2 separate regions of the Homo sapiens genome follow, and region 2 is linked to region 1. A link is an interaction called in ENCODE POLR2A ChIA-PET data of the cell type or tissue named here. Cell type or tissue: MCF 10A. All regions are shown on one strand. Each heading gives the region's core, and the rest is flanking DNA. Links, peaks and the distances in the headings are about the cores only.

Evidence for each region. Peaks named below come from ENCODE experiments on the same cell type or tissue, not always from the same donor. Only the 100,000 strongest peaks of a DNase experiment are listed, where the experiment ranks them.
Region 2: POLR2A ChIA-PET joins it to region 1 with 5 read pairs; 2 of 35 experiments call an interaction of 5 or more read pairs at or near these places.

What each region holds. Positions count from the first base shown.
Region 1 is chr17:80,497,669-80,508,526 of GRCh38, forward strand. No RefSeq gene overlaps it. Among named protein-coding and RNA genes, the nearest start is that of NPTX1, 26 kb to the left of the region's middle. In MCF 10A, for the core only: no CTCF peak of the experiment used is centred there; DNase peaks (open chromatin) are centred at 3,933 and 4,523.
Region 2 is chr17:80,851,058-80,861,915 of GRCh38, forward strand. RPTOR (regulatory associated protein of MTOR complex 1) reads left to right here. Exons shown (of 34, transcript NM_020761.3): 12 at 4,407-4,490; 13 at 6,733-6,843. Among named protein-coding and RNA genes, the nearest start is that of CHMP6, 140 kb to the right of the region's middle. RefSeq lists enhancers at 4,188-4,719, 4,720-5,250, 4,913-6,112, 5,432-5,726, 5,463-5,612 and 3 more. In MCF 10A, for the core only: a CTCF peak has its summit at 8,410; DNase peaks (open chromatin) are centred at 5,584 and 8,434.

The sequences.
Region 1 (10,858 bases), core at 2,303-7,302:
GAGTCTGTCTCTACAACAAAAAATAAAAAATTAGCTGGGCATGGTGATGCATGCCTATAGTCCCAGTTACTCAGGAGACTGAGGCAGGAGGATCACTTGAGACAGGAAGGTTGAAGCTGCAGTGAGCTATGATCACGACACTGCACTGGGTAACAGTAAAACTCCGTCTCAAAAAAAAAAAGTGTTTTTTTGTGTTTGTGAGCATGTGTGTGAGTGTATAGGAAGAGGATGTGGTCATGTGAGTGTGCCTGTGAGTAATGTATATGTGAGTATACCTGTGTGTGTGTGTTGTGTGTATATGTGAGTGTGCCTGTGTGTGTGTGTTGTGTGTATATGTATGTGTTGTATGTATATGTGAGTGTGCCTCTGTGTGTGTGTTGTGTATATGTGAGTGTGTGTGTTGTGTGTATATGTGTGTGTTGTGTGTATATGTGAGTGTGTGCTGGGGCAGCATCACAGGAATTCGCCTGCCATAAGGCCGGGCTGCGTCACGGCTAAGGCCGCAGTTCCCCCACCGTGCCTGGGTTTGGATCCTGGCTGCTCCGGTCGCCTGCTGTGGGTCCTTGCACACATTAACCTCTGAACACCAGTGGCCGTATCTGAAATAGCGCGAGAACAAAACTCAGGATTGCTGGGGAGCTGTAGGAGTGGAATTATGCAAAGCATGGCATGTCGCCCGTAACAGACTTCCGGGCCACCGTGGTGGTGCCGACACAGGCCGGCCGGGGCGTGCGTGGGGTCTGGCTTTGTCTTCTTGTCTCCCTCTGCTCCTCCCTCCTCCCCTGGCCGAGGGAGCCCGGCCTGTCTTCCTGGCCACAGTTCGGGAGGCCGCCGTCCTCAAAGCTGGGCACCAGCTATGGCTCAGTGTCTCCAGCCTCCAGGATTCCTGTGGTCGGGATCCAGCGTCTCTTTATCGTTTTTAAAGTGTTTTGCTGCTGGGAAGCCTCAAGCCTCTCCGCAGAGGGACATAAATAAAGGCAGGAACTTGGCCATTAGTAGGCTTCATGTGGCGTTTCCACCTGGGAGCGCCCTGGCGTGCTGCAAGCTGCCCTCACTGGCCAAGAGCAGGGCGGGAGGGGAGCCTCTGGAGTTCTCCGGTTCTGGGTTAGGTGCCTCTTACTCTCTGGGCTGCAAACAGACGGGGGTGCCTGGCAATGTGCCCCGGGCGGAGCACCCCTAACAGTTGCAGTTCAAATTTGGAGCCAGGCTGACCCTGGTTCAAGTCCTGTTGCTGTGTGCTGGCCGTGTCCCTGGACGGGTGGCACAAGGTCTTGGTCTCCAGTGTGCAGATGAGAGATGGTGATTATCTACTCCTGGGTGCTGGGCTCAGAGCCGCTGGCACCAGCCCTGGGGGCTGCCAGACATATAGCCCTCGGCTCTGTCACGCCCGGAACTCAAACCTCGCAGGCAGTCAGGGGAGAGGTCTGTGTGTGGAGCTCAGAACTCAGTGAGCACCCCATGTGCCTGTAAGGCCTCGCCATCTCCTACCCAACCCAGATGAGGCTCCTGCTTCCCACCCCTGGCAGGGAGTCTGATCTCATCCTAGCTCAAAGGTGGAAACTGAACGTGGGCCAGGTGGCAAAGTTCCCCAGTGGGTTCAGCTTCCGCCGGGTGGAGGAGGTGGGAGGCATGGCTGGAGGCCTGGCATCAGGCTGGATGAGGTGGACCCCTCAGGCTTGAATCCAAGAGGGCTCAGAGGGTGAGTGGGGCCCCAGGCCACGTCTCCAACAGCTGCCCACCTAGCCTTGCGCCTCCGCCTTCCTTCCTTCCTTTAAAAATGGCTACAGGCACATTTTCTTTGATTACTTTTATACTGAATAACACTATCCTTTTTAAAGCAAAAAATACATGCTCATGATAAACAAATGGAACCGGACAGATCTTTATCAAGGCCCCCGCAATGTGACCTTGTGACTCCAAGACAGAATAACTTTCCATGTGTGTTTTCAAGAGGTTGTGGGGAGCCGCTGAACCTGGGAGCAGTGAGGGCACAGGCGAGAGCTGTGGCCAGGAGAGTCACAGGAGCGGCAAAGACGAAAGGGAGTGGGAGATGGGAGGCCAATCAGAAAGCAGTGCCCGAAGCTGGGTGAGGAGCAGCAAAGGCGGGGGTTTCCTTGAGGATACCTGAGAGCCATGCTAGGGTGGGGAGGTCTGGGGGGAGTTGTGGGCTGGCCTTGAGTTTGAGATTGAGGCCCAGGCTGAGAGCGTGGTGACCCCTGCACTGTGGGTCTGCTCGAGCTGTGTGCTTCCCAGGAGCAAGAGCAAAGAGGCCAGAGGGAGGGGGGCAGAACAGGCCAGCAAGGGAGCCCCCAGAACAGGACACGCGTTCCTTGGCCCTCCCCAGGCAGCCCTAAGAGGGAAGAGAAGCTCTGCCCCCTCCTGCCCCCTCCTGCCCTCTCCTGTTCCCTCCTGCCCCCTCCTGCTCTCCTCCATGGAGTCAGGGGGCCCCAGGTGGCCATGGCCAGCCCATTCAGGGATCTGAGCCCCAGAGCCTGCATGCCAGGGTGAGCAGAGCCAGCTTGACTGCAGCCATGCTGACCCCGCAACCTTCCCCGAGGTCTGAGGACACCACGCTCCCTTCCTGCCGGCAGGTTGTAATTGGGTTTCACACGGGGCCTTCTGGCGCTGACCTACATGTTCCGGTCCGTGCCTCCTTGGTTTCTGAGTGTGTGCCCCTGATGGTTCTGGAACCTCTGGGCGTGGGCCTCCTTCCCTCCCCGCCTCATCAGCTGCTCTGATTCCACCGGGCAAGGTCAGGCTGGCAAGGAAGGAATTGGAGCTGCAGTCTGGGCGCCAGGCCCAGAGTGTGCTTCCCAGGGGCTGCCTGTGGGGAGGCTCCCGATCTGCCCACTCCCGAAATAAGAAGGGGCGCCCAGAGAGGAGGAGACTCTGGATGCGTGGTCAGCAGGCACCGGCTGCCATCCCCAGGAGAGTCATTGCCTGTGAGGACGTTGACCCTGGTAGGACCCGCCTCTCTGAAGCTGTCTCGGGTGTGAGTGAGGAGGAACGGGGTCTCTGGGGACTGAGCCCTCATCTCCAGTGCAAAATGCAGAGGCATGGGAGGGAATCAAATGAAACAGTGTGTGTGGAACAGAAGGCGCCAAATGGGAATGTCCCCCTGCCTGTCCATCTCCCTCCCTCCCCCGCCTCCTTATTTGCAGACGGAGGGACTGGATATCCTGGCAGAGCGTCTTCCGTGATGCGTAACCTCCCAGGAGATGCATGTTCTGGGGTTCCCCACTTACAGTTGAGAATACAGAGGCTAAGAAGGGTGAAGGGACTGCCTCCGGGTCCCAAGGCTGTTCCAAGTGATCTAGGACTCAGCTTTGGTCCTCCTGCCCTCAGCACCCTTGGTCATCACCTCCACTCGGTGTGCAGGAGGCTCCTGCTGTAGGTGCCCAGATGTTCGGCAGCTTTGTACTTAGAAATTTCGAGGGGGCGGTCGGGCGCTGTGTCTCACGCCTGTAATCCCAGCACTTTGGGAGGCCGAGGCAGGTGGATCACAAGGTCAGGAGATCGAGACCATCCTGGTTAACACAGTGAAACCCCGTCTCTACTAAAGATACAAAAAAATAGCCGGGTGTGGTGGTGGGCGCCTGTAGTCCCAGCTACTCGGGAGGCTGAGGCAGGAGAATGGTGTGAACCCGGGAGGCGGAGCTTGCAGCTAGCCGAGATCACGCACTGCACTCCAGCCTGGGTGACAGAGCAAGACTCCCTCTCAAAAAAAAAACAAACACACAGAAATTTCGAGGGGGCAGAGGGTGTCCTAACCTTGTCCCTCAGCAGGTCTTCACCCTGGCACCTTCACCAGACACCCGCCATGGCTCTCGGCTCAGCGGGTAGCTGAGTGTGTTCTCTTTGGGTTCTGACAGGTTCCAGCTTGTTTTTTGAGACCTTGTCAGCGTGGGGCCTGCCGGGAAGCAGGTGCTTGTCTTTAATGGGATGCCTTATCCTGGGCTCCACAGGCTGCACGGGGCGTTGTTCAGGTGACTCCTACACGCCGAGGCGTCTCTAGAGGAGGAGCCTCAAAAGGACTAGCAGGGGGTGCAGATAACTTTGTTTTTAAAATGAAGCCAAAGCTTTCACCACATCTCAGAGACAGAGTGACCCGAATGTGGAGGTTTGGCTGGAACCAGGCAGGTACCATCCACTACGGCTCCCACCTCTCCTGCTCGGAATCCCCCGCTGCCCTCCCCCAGGCCCTGGTCTCTGATTTCAGACTCGCCTCTGCTCTGTTTCACGTCTCCTGCAAGCAGACAAGCATGAAGCCTGCCCTCCGAGGCTGCATGAATAATAGAACTGAAATCATCCCTAGTTAAAAATAGATACTCTTCTTAATAAATATTTTACATACTGTCTTTAGGATATACAGGTCCCCTGGCTGAAGACTTAAAGCAAACCCTGTTATCGAAACCAAAAGATGTAGGAAAGGCTCTGCCCGGGCTCTGCCAGTGTGTTCCTGCACCACGGCTCTTGCCTCAAAGCCACCCACTCTGCGGTGACGTCCGACGCAGACAGCGCACACACGGATTACGTTGGAACTCATAGCCAGGAGCGGCTTGGGAATTCTTGGGTGTATTAGTCACTTGTGAATTTTATGGAGGCAAATCAATTATAAAGTGCCCCTTGGTTAGTGAGGCTTGGAGTTCAGAAAACCCAAAAGCAGGTTCTTACGTTACTGCTGCGAGGCAAGGCCTTCACCGTGAATGGAAGCTGGGGTGTCTGGGGGCAGCTGTGTGGAGGAAGAGAAAATTCTGGGCAGAAGCAGTTGGAGTTTAAAGTGCTGGCCCATTTCTGAAAACTTTGCAAACTTTGCAAAAACTTTGGATCGGACGTCACTGCAGAGTGGGTGGCTTTGAGGCAAACAGAGCAATCTTGAAGGTCTCCATTAATGAAGGCATGGCGTGGTCTGGATGCAGCAAATGCATTTGAATGATCTGCAGGAAGGCCTCGTAGCCTTGCTCCCCCCACCCATGTGCTTCCCCAGGAAGACAGGGGCAGCTAGGAAATGCTGGGGCCTGCCCAGTGTGCAGACCGCTTCCAGGTGACCCCACGCTGCATGGCCCAAGGCAAAGGCTGGAGCGTCCTTATTTAACAGGAGAGGAAAGTGGATACTGGAAGGGCAGAGCGTGCTGGGGCTGGAACAGACAAGCCCCAGGCTGGAGGGCCCATGTCTCACTCCCTCTGCCCCACACCTCAGCTGGTCTGCCTATGTGGTATTCTTGAACTGAGTGAAGAGACCCTTCTCTGTCAGGGCCACCTGCCCCACAGAGGGGCTCTTGTCTTCCTTGTGCTCAACATACCTTGAGGACATTTTGCTTTAGCACCCAGCACCCTGGATGGCATGTAGGGGTCCAGGTGTGTCTCTGCTCCAGACAGTGAATCCTTGAGCACCTGGCTTAGAGCTGGGCCCCTGGTACATGTTGTTACATGGATGGGTGGGTAGGTGGATGGGTGGGTGGGTAGGTGGATGGGTAGGTGGGTGATATGATTTGGCTTTGTGTCCCCACCCAAATCTCATCTTGAATTGTAATCCCCATAATCCCCACGTGTGAAGGGAGGGACCTGGTAGGAGGTGATTGGATTATGGGGGGTGGATGGGTGGATGTGTGGATGGAGGGATGGGTGGATAGATGGAGGGATGGAGGGGTGGATGAATAGTGTGTATGGATAAGTGGATGGAGGGATGGGTGGATGGGTAGATGGAGGGATGGGTGGAGGGGTAGAGGGGTGGATGGACGGATGGATGGGAGCATGTATGGATAAGTGGATGGAGGGATGGGTGGAGGGGTAGAGGGGTGGATGGACGGATGGATGGGAGCATGTATGGATAAGTGGATGGAGGGATGGGTAGATAGGTGGATGGAGGGATGGGTGGATAGGGGGATGGAGGGATGGGTGGATGGGTGGATACATGGATGGAGGGATGGTGGATAGGTGGATGGATGGATAGAGGGAGGGGTGGGTGGATGATGGAGAGAGGGATGAGTGGATGGATGGATGAGTAGATGAACAGATGTGTGGATAAAGGGATGGGTGAATGGGTGGATGGAGGGATGGGTAGATGGGTAGATGGAAGGATGGATGGAGGGGTGGAGGGGTGGGTGGATGGATGGATGGATTGTTGTGTGTATAGATAAGTGGATGGAGGGATGGGTAGATGGGTGGATGTGTGGATGGAGGATGGTGGATAGGTAGACGGATGGATAGAGGGAGGGGTGGAGGGATGATGGAGAGAGGAATGAGTGGATGGATGGATGAGTGGATGAATAGATGGGTGGATAAGGGGATGGGTGGATGGAGGGATGGGTGGATGGGTAGATGGAAGGATGGATGGAGGCATGGAGGTGTGGGTGGGTGGGTGGATGGGTGTGTGTATGGATAAGTGGATGGAGGGATGGGTGGATAGGTGGATGGAGGGATGAGTGGATGGGTGGATGTGTGGATGGAGGGATGGTGGATAGGTGGATAGAGGGAGGAGTGGATGGATGATGGAGAGAGGGATGAATGGATGGATGGATGAATGGATGAATATATGGGTGGATGAAGGGATGGGTGAATGGGTGGATGAATGGAGGGATGGGTGGATGGAGGGATGATGGATGGTAGGGGTAGATGGGTGGATGGAGGGATGGGTGAATGTATTGATGGTAGGGTGAATGAAGGGATGGGTGGATAGATGGCTGGGTGGAAGGATGGGTGGATTGGTGGATAGATAGGTGAATGGATTGAGGGATGGGCGGATGATGGATGGTGGATGGATGGGTGGGTAGGTGGATCCATGGATGGATGCACAGAGGGAAAAAGGCACATTGTATCAGACTCCAAAGGGAGAATTAATTGCAGCATAAAATGGGAGTCCAGGACCTCTCTTATTTCAGAGTTCATCGTGTAGATGGGAACAGTGTTTAACCCTTCCCTCTCCCACTGCCCTCTGTCAGCTGCTTCCCAGTTCCTAAATTATTGGCTCTGAAAGTGGGGGCTGGGGGAGTGGGGAAAAGAGTGGAGATGCTGAGACTTTCCCATGTGTCCAGCTTCCAGAGGCTTCCAGGACAGACTGTGGCACCATGGTTAGTAGCCAGGAGCAGGTTAGGGCATTATGGTACCTCCCCAAACAAAGCAGGGTGCTCCAGCTTCAGGCAGTCAGGACCCCATCTGCTCAGTGAGTGTCTGGTCAGCACCCACTCAGGCCAGGCTGTGTGGCAAATACAAAAGAAGTTAAAAAAAAATAAAGACATTCCATTATTTCAATAGAAAGAATTTTTTAAAAATGTGTCACTGGAGGTACACTTGCTTTACATTTTTTGCTTTGGAAGATGTAGGGAAAAAAGTCATGAAATGTTTTCATTTCTCTGTGATTGAGCAGACTCTTAAAATATTAAACTATTGCTTAATAATTGATTAAAACTAATCTCTGTGGGAGCCAACCACCCATTTGGTAGGATCTCTTTAAACTTTTAGGGGCTTTTAGCTCCCCCTGGCCGCCTAACCTTTCTCTTGTCTGATTCATTCTGGGCTCAGCAGACGTTTGGTCTCTTGTGGATTGATGATGTCAGGATGCTTCTGTCGGGCCGTGGGATGGCTGATGAGGCTGGATTCCGAACAAGGAACATCCTAGGGACACAGTGTCTGGAGAGGCAGTGAGGGAAGAGGAAAGAAATGTCTGTGAATAATTGTACTGCAGCTTCTAAAACTCGGGACGGGAGTCAGAGAAAACAGCCCTGTGGCCTTCAGAGCCGCTTAAGTTGTCTGTGACTTGAGTTTTTCCACACAATGACAATGGTGCCTGCCTCTCCATTTTCCCAGGAACGCTAAGCCATCGAGCAAAGTGGTTTAGAATGTGGGCGCAGGCATCCGAGTGTCTGGCTTCAAAACTTCCCCAGCAAGTTACCGAATGTGTAACCTTGGACGCGCTTTTTATTTTCTCTATACCTCAGCTCCTTATCAATAAAATGAGGATAGTAATATTAATAGAAACCCTCTTCTGTGCAGATGAGGTGAGGCAATGCATGTAAAGTTCTTAGCACTGGCCAGGGCTGGGCAAAGGCAGGGCTCACTATGCATTTAAGAGCTCAAAGCCCGGGTGAGCTGGCTCACGCCTGTAATCCCAGCACTTTGGGAGGCCGAGGCGGGCGGATCACCTGAGGTCGGGAGTTCAAGACCAGCCTGGCCAACATGCAGAAGCCCTGTCTCTACTAAAAATACAAAAAAATTAGCCGGGTGGGGTGGCACACGCCTGAAATCCCAGCTACTCCGGAGGCTGAGGCAGGAGAATCGCTTGAACCCGGGAAGCAGAGGTTGCGGTGAGCCCAGATCACGCCATTGCACTCCAGCCTGGGCAACAAGAGTGAAACTCTGTCTCAAAAAAAGAAAGAAAGAAAAAAGCCCAAAGGAGACTCTGAATTTTAAAACAACTACTTTGAGGCCAGTCACGGTGGTTCACGCCTGTAATCCCAGCACTTCGGGAGGCCAAGGCAGGAGGATCACTTGGGCCCCAGGGTTCGAGACCAGCCTAGACAACATGGTGAGACCCCACCTCTACAAAAAATGTAGAAATTAACTGGGTGTGGTGGAACATGCCTGTAGCCCCAGCTACTCAGGAGGCTGAGGTGGGAGGATTGCTTGAGCCAGGGAGTTCGAAGCTGCAATGAGCGATGATCATATCACTGCACTCCAGCCTGGTGACAGAGGGAGACCCTGTCTTGAAAAAATAAATAAAACAAAAACAACTACTTTGAAAAAGGGATCATTAGGTGAACAACTGAAGCCTCTGAAACTAAACAGTCTCAGCCAGGTGCGGTGGCTCACACCTGTAATCCCAGCACTTTGGGAGTCCGAGGCGGGTGGATCACCTGAGGTCAGGAGTTTGAGACTAGCCTGGCCAACATGGTGAAACCCCGTCTCTACTAAAAATATAAAAAATTGGCCGGGTGTGGTAGCTCACGCCTGTAATCCCACCACTTCGGGTGGATCACCTGAAGTCAGGAGTTTGAGACCAGCCTGGCCAACATGGCAAAACCCTATCTCTACTAAAAATACAAAAATTAGCCAGGTGTGGTTGTGCATCCCTGTAATCCCAGCTACTTGAGAGGCTGAGGAAGGAGAATCGCTTGAACCTGGGAGGCAGAGGTTACAGTGAGCCAAGATGGCACCACTGTACTCCAGCCTGGGCGACAGGAGCAAAACTCCATCTCAAAAAAGAAAAGAAAAGAAACGAAGCAGTCTCAAAGAAATGTTTGTACACTTGTGTTTATAGCAGCACTATTCACAACAGCCAAAATGTGGAAACAACCCAGATGTCCATGGGCGCATGAATGGGTAAAGCAATGTGGTATGTACGTACAACGGGGTATTATTTAGCCCTGAAAAAGGAAGAAAATTCAGAGGTCGGGTGCAGTGGCTCACAACTGTACCTATAACCCCAGAACTTTGGGAGGCCGAGGCAGGAGGATTGCTTGAGCCCAGGAGTTCAAGACCAGCCTGGGCAACATGGTGAGATCCTGTCTCTATACAAAAAAACAAAAAAAATCAGCCAGATGTGGTGGCACATGCCAGTGGTTCCAGCTACTTGAGAGGCTGAGGTGGGAGGATTGGTTGAGCCCAGGAGTTGAGGCTGCAGTGAGCTGTGATCATACCACTGCACTCCAGCCTGGGCAAGAGAGCAGGAAAACGCCTCCCCCAGCATACACAAAGGAAGGAAATTCTGACTCGTGCTACAACATGGATGAATCTCAAGACATGCTAAGTGAAATAAGCCAGTCGCTGGCCGGGGGTGGTAGCTCATACCTGTAATTCCAACACTCTGGGAGGCTGAGGCAGGCAGATCACTTGAGGTCAGGATTTCAAGACCAGCCTGGGCAACATGGTGAAACCCTGTCTCCACCAAAAAATACAAAAACAAACAAAACAAACAAAACAATTAGCCAGATTTGGTAGCACATGCCTGTAGTCCCAGCTACTCAGGAGGCTGATGCATGAGAATCACTTGAACCCTGGAGGCGGAGGCAACAGTGAACCGAGATTGTGCCACTGCACTCCAGCCTGGGCAACACAGACCCCGTCTGAAATAAATAAATAAATAATAAGGCAGTCACAAAGGGGCAAATACTGTATAATTCCACGTCTATGAGGTATTTATTTTATTATTGTTATTATTTTTGAGATGGAGTCTCGCTCTGTTGCCCAGGCTAGAGTGCAGTGGTGCAATCTTGGCTGACTGCAACCTCTGCCTCCTGGGTTCAAGCGATTCTCCTGCCTCAGCCTCCTGAGTAGCTGGGATTACAGTAGCCTGCCACCACACCCAGCTAATTTTTGTATTTTTAGTAAAGACAGGGTTTCACCACATTGGCCAGGCTGGTCTTGAACTCTTGATCTCAGGTGAGCCACCCGCCTTGGCGTCCCAAAGTGCTGGGATTACAGGCATGAGCCACCATGCCTGGCCCTATGATGTATTTAGAGCAGCCAGAAAAATAGAGATAGAAAGTGGAATGGAGGTTGCCAGGGCTGGGGAGGGGAATGTGGAGTTGTCATTTAATGGGTGCAGAGTTTCAGTTTTGTAAGATGAAAAGAGTTCTGGAAATGAATGGTGGTGATGGTTGCATAACAACGTAAATTAACTTAATGCCACTGAACTGTGCACTCAAAAATGGTAATGATGATAACTTTATGTGTAGCTTACCACAATTCAAAATAATAAAAGGATGGGTGAGGTAGCTCACGCCTGTGATCCCAGCACTTTGGGAGGCCAAGGTGGGTGGATCACTTGAGGTCAGGAGTTTGAGACCAGCCTGGCCAACATGGTGAAACCCCGTCTCTACTAAAAATACAAAAATTAGCCAGGCGTGGTGGCGGGTGCCTG
Region 2 (10,858 bases), core at 3,505-8,504, 350 kb after region 1:
AGCTGGAACTGCATGCATGTGCCATCATGCCCGGCTCATTTTTGTATTTTTTGTAGAGACGGGGTTTCACCATGTTGGGCAGGCTGGTCTCGACCTCCTGGCCTCAAGCGATCCTCCAGCTTCAGCCTTCCAAAGTGTTTGCATTACAGTATTGAGCCTCTATGCCGGCCACCATGATTAATCTTTAGTTTGGGCTACCACAGGTGGAAAATAAATCTCAGTAACTCATTCAGCTCACCATCATTTACTTCTATAATTTCCATAGATCGTGGGATGGTCCGGAACAGGAGGTTTTTGTTTTGTTGTTTTTAAGTACAGAAACAACATTGGCTTTTTTTCTAAAAGCCAATCCCATTTTAAAAATAACTTTGCTTTATGTTGGCTTCAGTTTTTAAAAATCGTAAATCAACAAAAGGTGGCAGGAAGATGATGTAATGTTTGAGAAAAAAAAAACAGTACTTAACCTTTCCGCCAATACTCTTTATTGACGATGTTTCTTTGCAAATGAAATAATTGTAGCACCAAATCCCATGCTGCCCAAGGACCTCCGACGCCGACTCCCAGGCAGGTGGGCCCCCGAGGCCCCCGCGTGTGTTTCATCAGCACCTGCAGCTCCTACAGTGGGACACTCGGGACCACATCACGGTGGTGATTGTGAACCAGCGTCCCGCTTGCTTTTGTTGTTTGTAAGGAGCACATTCTAAGGAGACCTTTATTGCTGGGCTAGTGTCCTGGTAAAACAGTAACAGGAACTGGCCTTGATTAGACCTCTTCGCCCCGTCCTGCCACTTTTTCCATTTGTTCTGCAACTATTTACCTTAGAAACAGCCTTGTCCTTATTTACAGTGTTGGAAAAAAACAAAAAGAATCAGAAAACAATCTTTGTAAGCTTTAGATCTGATGATGTCTTTGATTTCTGACGATTGCAGCCATGGCGAGACCTGCCTCCTCTCCTCTCCCTGGGTCATCTAGAAACTTGAGCCTCAGGCAGCCTAGTGTTCCCTACACACAGAGAGTCAGTCCTTAAAACCTTGGGTGGTGGAGACATCTGGTAGCCGAACACTATGATGCTGACTTTACATCCGCTGGACACCTTGGTGCACACAGCTTTGTGCTAGACGCTTTACGGACTCTGCCTCATTGAACTTTGAGAATAAGCCCAAGTCAAGTACTGTTGTCTCCGTTTTTCTTGATAATGATATTGAAGTTTCCAGAAGTTAGGAATCTAAGCCAATTATTGGGCAGAGATGGAGGCAGGGTTAACATCAGGTTAGCCGGCCCCAGAGCCAGTGCTTTTCCTCCGACTGGCCCCTCAAACCTGAGTTCCAGGCAGCAGTGGCATGCGACAGCCCCCGAGTTAAGCATAGGAGAGGGATCCGGTTCCAGTTCACATATCCTGCGAGCAGTCCCACGTTCCTTTCCCAGCCTCTTAATCAGAGACTCTCAGCATCACCAGCACGGGGAACCTGCCACTCCTGGGTCCATGGTGAACCCAGCGTGGGAGCTGGCTCCGGGCACATAGAAGGGAAGTGAGGCCACATTCCCACTGCTCTTTCTCTGCCCCCAAGGCTGGACATGCTGGGATCCCCTCCATACCCCATCTGCCCCTCCAGCCTGGCTAGCCACCTCCTCTTGCTGCCACCTGTGACCTTCCCTGTCCCCCTCATCCTCCTGCCAGTGCTCTTCTCCCACCACAGGGAAGCTCCTCCCTCTCCACGGCTCCCCAGGGCCCATGCTCCTGACTCGGTGGCTCCTCCGTGGAAGTCGTGCTGGCCGACCCCCAGGAGCTTGACCCAGGTGGCCGCCATCTCCTCTCCCCTCCCCCGATCCTCCACCCTCACTGGCCTCCTCGTCCCTTTCCCCTGCCTCTCTTGAGGGTTTTCAAACTCATCCCAAACCTTCTTTTCTAGAGTTTGCTTTCCTTCACCCCTTCTTCTCTCAGCCTCTGGCCAGTGCTGCAGTCTCCTCCTCCCCATCTCCGTATTGGCACCCTGGTCAAACCCACCCCCTTCCACTCGCCTCCCCGACTTCCAGCCTCTTGCCAGGCCTGTCCCCAAAGCGAGCACACTGGACCAGTCACTGCTGCTTAACGTCGGCTGGTGGCTTCTGGATCTCAAAACAAACTGACCTCTCTGCATGCCGTCGGCGGGGCCTTTCCCTATCCGGCCCCTCCCCCATCACTGACCTCAGTCATACTGGTAGCCCGTGCATCCTCAGACACCCGGGCTTTTCCAGCCTCTCCACCTGCAACGCGGTAACCCCCTCATGTCACCTCCAGGACCCGCTGCCCAGCTGTGTCCTGTGCATCTTCTCCTGGGGGGAGGGAAAACCTCCGAGGCCTGCAGCGAGGCCAGGTCAGGGGCTCCCAGGGTCTGTGTGTTTAGGCATGGTGATGGGGCGGTCATTTGTTTAATGTCTGTCTCCCAGGCCACATGAAGGATGGGTGAGGTGGTCCCTACTGTCTGTGGTCACTCTCCTAGCACCCAGCGCAGCACCTGCCCCATAAACACCCCTTGGATGACTGGGGCATCGTGGATAGAAATGCTGTAGGTTGGAGGGAGTCGATGCACATGCCTTCCAGCATAGCCACCATTAAGGAAAAAATCAAAAGAAGTAATGCCATTAAAAGTGTAAAGCTTGGCCGGGCACGGTGGCTCACGCCTGTAATCCCAGCACTTTGGGAGGCCAAGGCGGGTGGATCACAAGGTCAGGAGATCAAGACCATCCTGCCTAATGCAGTGAAACCCCGTCTCTACTAAAAATACAAAAATAAATTAGCCGGTCATGGTGGCAGGCGCTTGTAGTCTTAACTACTCAGGAGGCTGAGGCAGGAGAATGGCATGAACCCGGGAGGTGGAGCTTGCAGTGAGCCGAGATTGCGCCACTGCACTCCAGCCTGGGCGACCGAGTGAGACTCTGTCTCAAAAAAAAAAAAAAGTGTAGAACTTTAATATAACAGAAAAAGTATGTGCAAAACCTCTGGCAGAGCCCACTCTAACTTATAAAGAACTCTGACATGTCAATAAGAAAAAGCCACATTTTGAAGTAGAAAACTAAACGCATGCAGGGCAAGTTTACTGGGGAAATGGCCCATCAACCTGCAAAATGTACTCCCCTTGAAATCCAAGAAATCCAGATGAAAAGGATGTATTTTCACCTGTCCTTTTGGCTAATAATAGTGTAATATGGGCTAGTATTGTCCCACAAGCTTTAAATTTATTATTTAATTTAATGAAACCCTTGTGGGCAGGTGTTGTGTTATATGTGTTTTATGAATTAATAAATCAAGGCTCAGCGACGTTAACTTGCCCAGAGTCACACCGCAGTGAGCGCTGCTGGGTGACCAGCTCAGGCAGCAGGAAGCTGGTGCCCACGTGCGTGCCGTCGAGAGTGTGAGTGGGTTCAGCCTCAGGGTCATTTGGTAACTTAAGTATATATGCTCCGACCTTACCTTTTTAATACTCACATTTATCTTAGTGGAAAAGAATCATGTACATGTGCCGATGTACCCATTAGGATATTGATCACAATCTTCTTTATCAGAGCAGCATTTTGGCCAGGCATGATGGCCCACGCCTGTAATCCCTACACTTCGGGAGGCTGAAGCGGGAGGGTTGCTTGAGCCAGAAGTTCAAGACCTGCATGGGCAATGTAGTGAGACCCCCATCTCTATAAAAAATACAAAAATTAACCAGGCATGGTGGTACATACCTGCGGTCCTAGCTACTCAGGGTTTGAGGTGGGAGGATCACTTGAGTCCAGGAGGTTGAGGCTGCAGTGAGCCATGATCTGGCATCTATACTCTAGCTTGGGCAACAGAGCAAGACCCTATCTCAAAAATAAATAAATAAAAATGGTAAAAGTAGGAACATTTTGATGATAATTTAAATATCTATCACTGGGGAAGTTGTTTAAAAGAATTGTGTACATTTGCATAACGGAAGTACTGTGCCGCCTTTGGGAATAATATGGTCAGTACATACCTACTGATATGAACAATGTTCACAGTGCATTGTTTAGTTTAAAAAGGAGCTGAGAAATAGAATCACATATTATCTAGTTCAAGATCAGTAAGAGAAGTGTGGACATAAAGAACAATGTCTGAGTTCATATACCTAAATGTCACCAGTGGGTTAGCTTTTTAAATGCAATTAAAGCATGTTTGTTCTAGTATTTTCTACATTGAGCATCTTTTATCTGTGTAATAAAGGCATAAAGCGTGTTTTCTTCACCTGTCTAAAAGCATGAACTTGTAAGGAAAGGAGCACCAGCTCTAGGTAACTGAAGCAGCAGACAGATCTGAACTGTGGTCAGACCGCTCCAAAGCTGGCAGCTCATGCAGCAGCGTTTCGGGGTTGCACACCAGTATGGTTTGCAGTGATACCATTTTCTTCTTGTTCTTCCAGGTGCTGTTAAGCCAAGTGCACCGGCTGAGAGCATTGGACTTGCTTGGAAGATTTTTGGACCTGGGTCCCTGGGCAGTGAGCCTGGTGCGTGCCTTCCGCATTAACCTGGGGGCTGAGGGAGGTGGGACAGAGATTAGGCTCCGTGTTTCAGTCTGTGCACGTATTTCATGATCCAGAGCCACCCCCAGCCGTGAGACCCAGGGCGAGTGTGTCCACCGTGTTGGTGTCCTGTCACTCCTGAGGCCCTCAAGGAGCCCACTCTGTACCCGTGCAGCCTGCAGTGCTGCCTGGCGTTTGGGGGTCTGGGGTTGTCGCCCCTCTTTATGTCTGATGTTAGACATAGGAGTGAGTGTGTTGTCGGCCGGTCACCTTTTCCTGAGCCGCCCCCAGCGCTGCGGAGGAGCAGGGCGCCCCTGAGCCTGACGCAGCACCCACCTCGTGGTGCTGCTTCCCCCAGGAGGAGTCTGGATCCTCAGCACTGTCTGCTCACCATCATGGCAGGCACAATTCGGAAACGCTCTTCTGGTTCCTCATTCTATAGCAGAGTAGTAATGGCCACTAAAAACACCCTGGCAGAGGCAGGATCAAGAAGCGACGTGCGTTTAACAAATAACTCACAGGGAAAGTAAAAGGAGGCTGAGAGGGAACCACAGAGTCAAGGAAACTCGAGAGACCTATGGCCAGCTGCCATGTACAGTAAACCTTACTTGGTTCTGTTGAAGTTCCAAAAATGAATACTCATAAAACAATTAGAAATTTTACAGGTGCTGGATTTATGTTATTCAAGAATCATTGTTCGTTTTTCTTGGGTGTGGTAACTGGATCATGTTTTTATAAAAGAGACCTAATTTTTTAGAGATAGACACTGAATATTCACCAATGAAATCACATGACATATGAGCCTTAATTTACTGTGCTTGGGAGCGGTGCGGTGGGGCGGTGGGTGCGGAACCGCTGTCACTAGCTGGGTGGTGAGTACCTGGGTTTGGTGTATTTAAGTATTTTCATCAGATAATGTTGACAAAGAGTGGTAATTGATAGTCCAGCACTGAAGGACGAGAGAAAACATCCAAAACTTGGAAGAATCATTCAGCACTCACCACTGGGCCATTTTCACTCCAGGTGCCTGAGGCCACAAATAGCTTGTAACAGAGTCAGGGCCTGAGTCATCGGAGGAAGGCTGGCGTGACTCGGTCACTTGGTGTGTGCGTGGTGGTGTCGCTTAGTCATCCTGGAAAGGCCTGCGTGGTATTGCGTGCACTCTAAGAAGACAGGAAGCATGTATTCATAACAGTTTAGAAAGAGTTTCATTTTTAAGGTTAATTTTTTAAAACCAGTTTCTTCCCTTTAAAGAATTAAGCTTCTGCTCATTGGAAATTTGCCTAATACATGAATCGAGGCTGGATAAACGAGGTATTTTTACAGGTACAGATTTTGCCTCTCAGGTGAGGGCCCAGCCACCCGAACCAGAGAAACTGCTCATACCTTGTTAAATGTGGCCTTTCACAGGGAAGGGACCCAGGCCTAGGTCCCACCACCACCTCCTGTCTTGGTTACAGGGGACCTCACTTATTGGAAGGTGATACCTTTAGGATATCTTTGAAATTCCAGCAGCTTTGAGATAAGGACACAGCAGAAACCCCTGGCTGTGGAGTGCAGCAGTACTTTGCCAGGCATCCTCCACACTGCAGTGCCCTCCACGCCCTCCCTCCCCTGCCTCTGAGGGCAGAGAGTCCCCTGAGAATGACATGGCCAGAACTGGGCGCCAGTGAGCCCCTGGGCAACCCCCGCTCCTCCCTGCCTTTCCCAGGGCAGGCATCTTTCTCCCAAGGTGTATCTGAAGTGCAAACATGAGTGTTGAGCAAGCTGGCCGTGCCGTCACGGAGAGGTGGCCGTGGTGTCACGGAGAGGTGGCCATGCCGTCACGGAGAGGTGGCCGTGCCGTCACAGGTGGCCGTGGCTCGTACGTGAGCAACACAGTGAAGGTGCCTGATGCTCTGCTGCCAAGAGCAGACGAGGCCACTGAGGGCAGGCAAGGGCCCCAGGCGCAAGCAGCCTGCGCCTCCACAAGGAAAAGCTGCCACCCGATTCATTCCAGTCTCTTGACACCAGTCAAGGCTGGCAGTATGTGGCAGCTTCTAGGAATAAATCAGAGATGAATAAATCTGGAGGAAGCCCCTCTTTACTTTAAGTGAGGCCCATTCATTCCTGTTGCGTTTCCCATATGTGCTGAAGATAGCACCGCAGCTGGTCCCGCGTGGCACCCCTGCTGCTGCCCGTTCCCTTGCTGCGGCACAGGTGCGCTGACGCCCTCCCTCGCCCCCAGGCCTTGTCTGTCGGCATCTTCCCCTACGTGCTGAAGCTGCTCCAGAGCTCGGCCCGAGAGCTGCGGCCACTTCTCGTTTTCATCTGGGCCAAGATCCTCGCAGTGGACAGCGTGAGTATCCCCGCCCTCCTCCCCAGAGTGATGTGAACCTGCCGGCCCTTCTGGGGATGCCGAGCCCTGCGTTTCCAGCCTGCCCTTTCTCCAGCCTCGCTCCCTCTCCAGGCACCGCCGTTCCCTTCCTCTCTTCTGGGGTAAAGTGGGACGCGCCCGCCTCGGCAGCCACCTCTGGGTCGTGGGGGCTGTCACCTACCTGTCCTGTCCCTGGCCTTCCCCTGGTACCCTGCGCTCAGTCCCCCCACACCGTCCTGTCCCTGGCCTTCCCCTGGTGCCCTGCACTCAGTCCCCCTGCCTGTGTCTGACCCCCGTAAGGCTGTCCCCGTGCTCCTGACCCTGACTGGAAGCAACCCCGCCATGGCATAAACTTGGCCTCTGCCTCGCCCAGACCCCGCATTGGCTCTCCTGTGCCCACCATTGCATTTCTCCCCCTCCTCAACCCTGCACAGGTGGTCTGGGCCAGGCCCCGAGGTGTTAGGGGCCACCCCCTTACACGGGGCTGTCCAGCTCTGTCCTCTCTGACGGGCATCAGCCCTGGCCCTGCAGCCATGTGTTCGCCCCTCAATCATCTAGGCCAGGGACCCATATTTAGCTATGTTAAGAGAGACACAAGGTCAGCTGTCCCTGTCCCCAGCGGCTTATGCTTGGGTGCTGGCAGGGGTTGCAGGTGACACCAGCCCTGTTGTGAGGCAGGGTCACCTCCTGCAGGAGCTACCAGCGAGATGGGTCAGAGGAGTGGGGCTGAGAAGTCGTGTGGGCGAGACCCGGCCTATGCTGAACTGGAAACGCCAGGAAGGGCCTTGAGGGGGTGGATGTCGGGCGGGGGTCCAAACATGGAGGTGGCAGGGAGGGCTGGGAAGACATTTAGAGGAGGGCAGGCCACTCCCTGTGGCTGTGTGCGGGGACACGCAGGGAGGCCCCATCCACGCAGACGGTGCACGGTTCCCGGTAGACACAGTTGAACTTCATTTAGCAGGCATGGGGATTATTACAGATTTTGGAACAAAGACATCAAAGAATGAAGCTGTGGTTTATAAACATTGCCTGGCCTCGGTGTCAAGTGGATTGTAGGGAAACACGGGGTGGAGAGCATTTTCCTCCAGGAGGGTGGGCAGAGGAGGTCGGGCTGCAGGGCTGGGAGGGCGGCACCAAGCCTGGGTTGGGAGAGGCGACTCGGGCTGAAGCCTGTGTGGCCGGCTGGGGCTCGGGGAGCCTTCCAGAGACAACTGGTCAGGAGCCCTGTGCGGCCTAGGAGCAGGGCTGGCCCGATGCCAAGACTGGGGACCTCGTCTACCCAGTGGTGATGGCAGGCGAGACCCTCGAAGGAAAATGTGGAAGGCTCAGCTGCGGGAGAACTCTCGAAAGCTCCTCGTGTGACACAGTGGAGAGGAGAGCTGTACAGAGTGGTGCAAAGGGTCTGGGAAGGGCTCATTTATAGAACGTGAAGATTCTAGAACAAAGGGTGTGTGCTGAGAATGGAGTTGGGGGATATGTTGCCCTCTGCAGGGTTGTTGGGGACAAAGATTTCCCAGAGATGCCTTTGCCTTTAGCTGTCCGTGTGCGGAGGGGCACACGTGTGTGATACAGAGCTGGGCTCGGAGCCAGGTTGGCAGGGAGCCCCGGGAAGAAGCCAAGTCAGTCTTGCTCTGGGGGTGCCGCCACGGGTGAGGAGAGCGGGACGGAGGAGCCGGCATCAGGGCAAGGCTGGCTTTGCTCCCTGCTTGGTTTTGAAGCAAACCAGCCCCAGCAACTCATTAGAAGGCCTGTAGGAGCAGGTCCACGTTCCCCCCGGACTTCGGCCAGCTGCTGTGTGCACGTGTGTGCGGGGGTGGTCATGTATGTGGGCGCTTGTGCGTGCATGTGTGTGTGGCGCCCTGTCAGGCGGCTTTCATATGCAAAGTCTCTTAATTCCTAAGTCCCCTGTGAAGTTAGCTTGAATTTGCAGCCTATTTACTGGTGAGGCGCCGCCCACAGGAGGGAGCAGGGGCCACATAGCTGCCATGCGAGGGGCCGGCACCCCACTGGGCCCCTGCGCCGGGTCTGGAGCTCCTTGCCCACACAGGGAAATGGAAGGTCTAGCAAAGTCACAGAGCAAGTACAGGAGAGTGCCAAGAACACCTTGGAGAGGCCATGGCTTGGAGCCGGGGAAGACCACCCTTTCCTTTTCTGTGTGGCAGGTGAGGGGAGAGTGGACGGAGCTTAAGCCCCCGGGGCTCCTGCCTGCTGCCCGGCGCTCCCCAGGCCACATTCTGTCAGCTCCTCCGTCCAGTCACTGGCACTGAGACCCAGCCTCATCCTTAGCCCTGTCAGCCATGTCGCACTGGCCACCAGGACCTGCTGTGCTCGCTGAAGCTGCCCTGTTGGGCTTTGTTCAGCCAAATTCACTGACCCTGTTGTCCAGGCACTGGCAGGCACCCCGAGCCACAGGCTCGTACCCCGCACTGTGCGCTCTCACCCGTCAGCCCTGCACACCCCACACAAAGCCACTGCTGTGTCTCCCACCCACAGCCGCTGCTGATTCAAGTCCAGCCCAGGCCATCAGGTCCCCAACTGTGCTGCCCACGGACCCCTGGGCCCCTGCTCAGCCCTTCTGCTCCCTGCACCCAGCCCTGACCATAGCCTCCCCACACCCCAAGTCCTCACGTACTACTTTGGTGTCACAGCTGAAGTCAGGGGGCAGTGGGGAGGCTGCTGCCGAAGCGGACGGTGAGGGCTTCCACCTTGGAGGCAGGCGTCAGTCGTACCCAGCACCAGTTGACCTCTCGCTGGTTCCGCTGATTCTTGTAGATTCCCTGGGATTTTCTGCTAGTTCACTGGTTCTTGTAGATTCCCTAGGATTTTATGTATATGCTCTCTCCAAGCAGAAGCAGCTTCCAGCCCCTCTTCCGGTTCTGGGATCTCTCACTCTTTTTCTGGGCCTGGGGCACTGACCATGGCTCTGCTGGCACGGGTCGGCTACCGTGCTTGCCATCTCTCCCAGCTGCTCCTGATTTCCTGAGCTGGATGCGGGGAGCTGCTGCTCTTCCTCTCAGCACAGCTGAGGTTGACCTTGACCTCAGTTCAACCTTGAACCCTCCTGGGCCCAGTGCTCTGCACCTGGCTGTGACCAGAGAACGCTCCATAATGGTGACCTGAATACCATATATTTCAGCAAAATATTTTCCCTGCTACCCATTAAACTACAGATAAAGAATGACTGCTTTGAAAGATTGGCTAAAGCACTGGATTTAAGGTTAAAACCCTGAGTTTGATCCCATCACCGCATTTGCTCTTACAAGTCATTTTCACTTCCCTTGGCCATGATTTGCCTCTGTAAAATCATGAGCCTTCGGCCGTCTGCCTTCAGCCACAGTTCCAGAGCTCAGAACCAGGACGTGGAAAACTGCTGTGTAAATTATAGAGGAACAGGAACAGGACCAGGAAGGGGCACCACGTAAATCTCACATCTCTCCTGCCTGTCCCTGTTACACTAAAACCTTTTCTTGCTAAACAGAAAGCTTGGCTTTGTGGATCAGGACGCGAGAGGTGTGGGTCATTTCTATTTTACTCTTCTTCAAATTCACTGAAGAGCCACATTATGTAAACAAAGGGTGTTTGGCAGGAAGTCATTTTGAAACGTGGTTTCTGTCCTACACCCATATCTTCGTCATCTACATGGACACACTTAGAAATATCTTGGCACCTGGCCACGGATGAAGGACCATGTGTAGGGGCTCTGGGATGCACAAAACGGTGACCCTCACATGACACAAAGCCCAGGGTGAAGGGAGGAAGAGATGCCATCTGCATGCAGAGGTCTGGGATTACGGCCGCCTGAGCCTGCTCCCCAGCACCGCCAGTGCTGCAGGAACGTGTCTAAGCCAACTTTGATTCTCAGACTTCGTGTTTTTAGTACCTTTTAGGACCTGGAAATTGATGATGTCTTTATTTTTAGTCTCAGGGGTGGCTCTTGGTGAAAGGGGACAGCCTTCCTCGTACCTTCCTCGTGACATTCTCACTGCATCCACAGCCC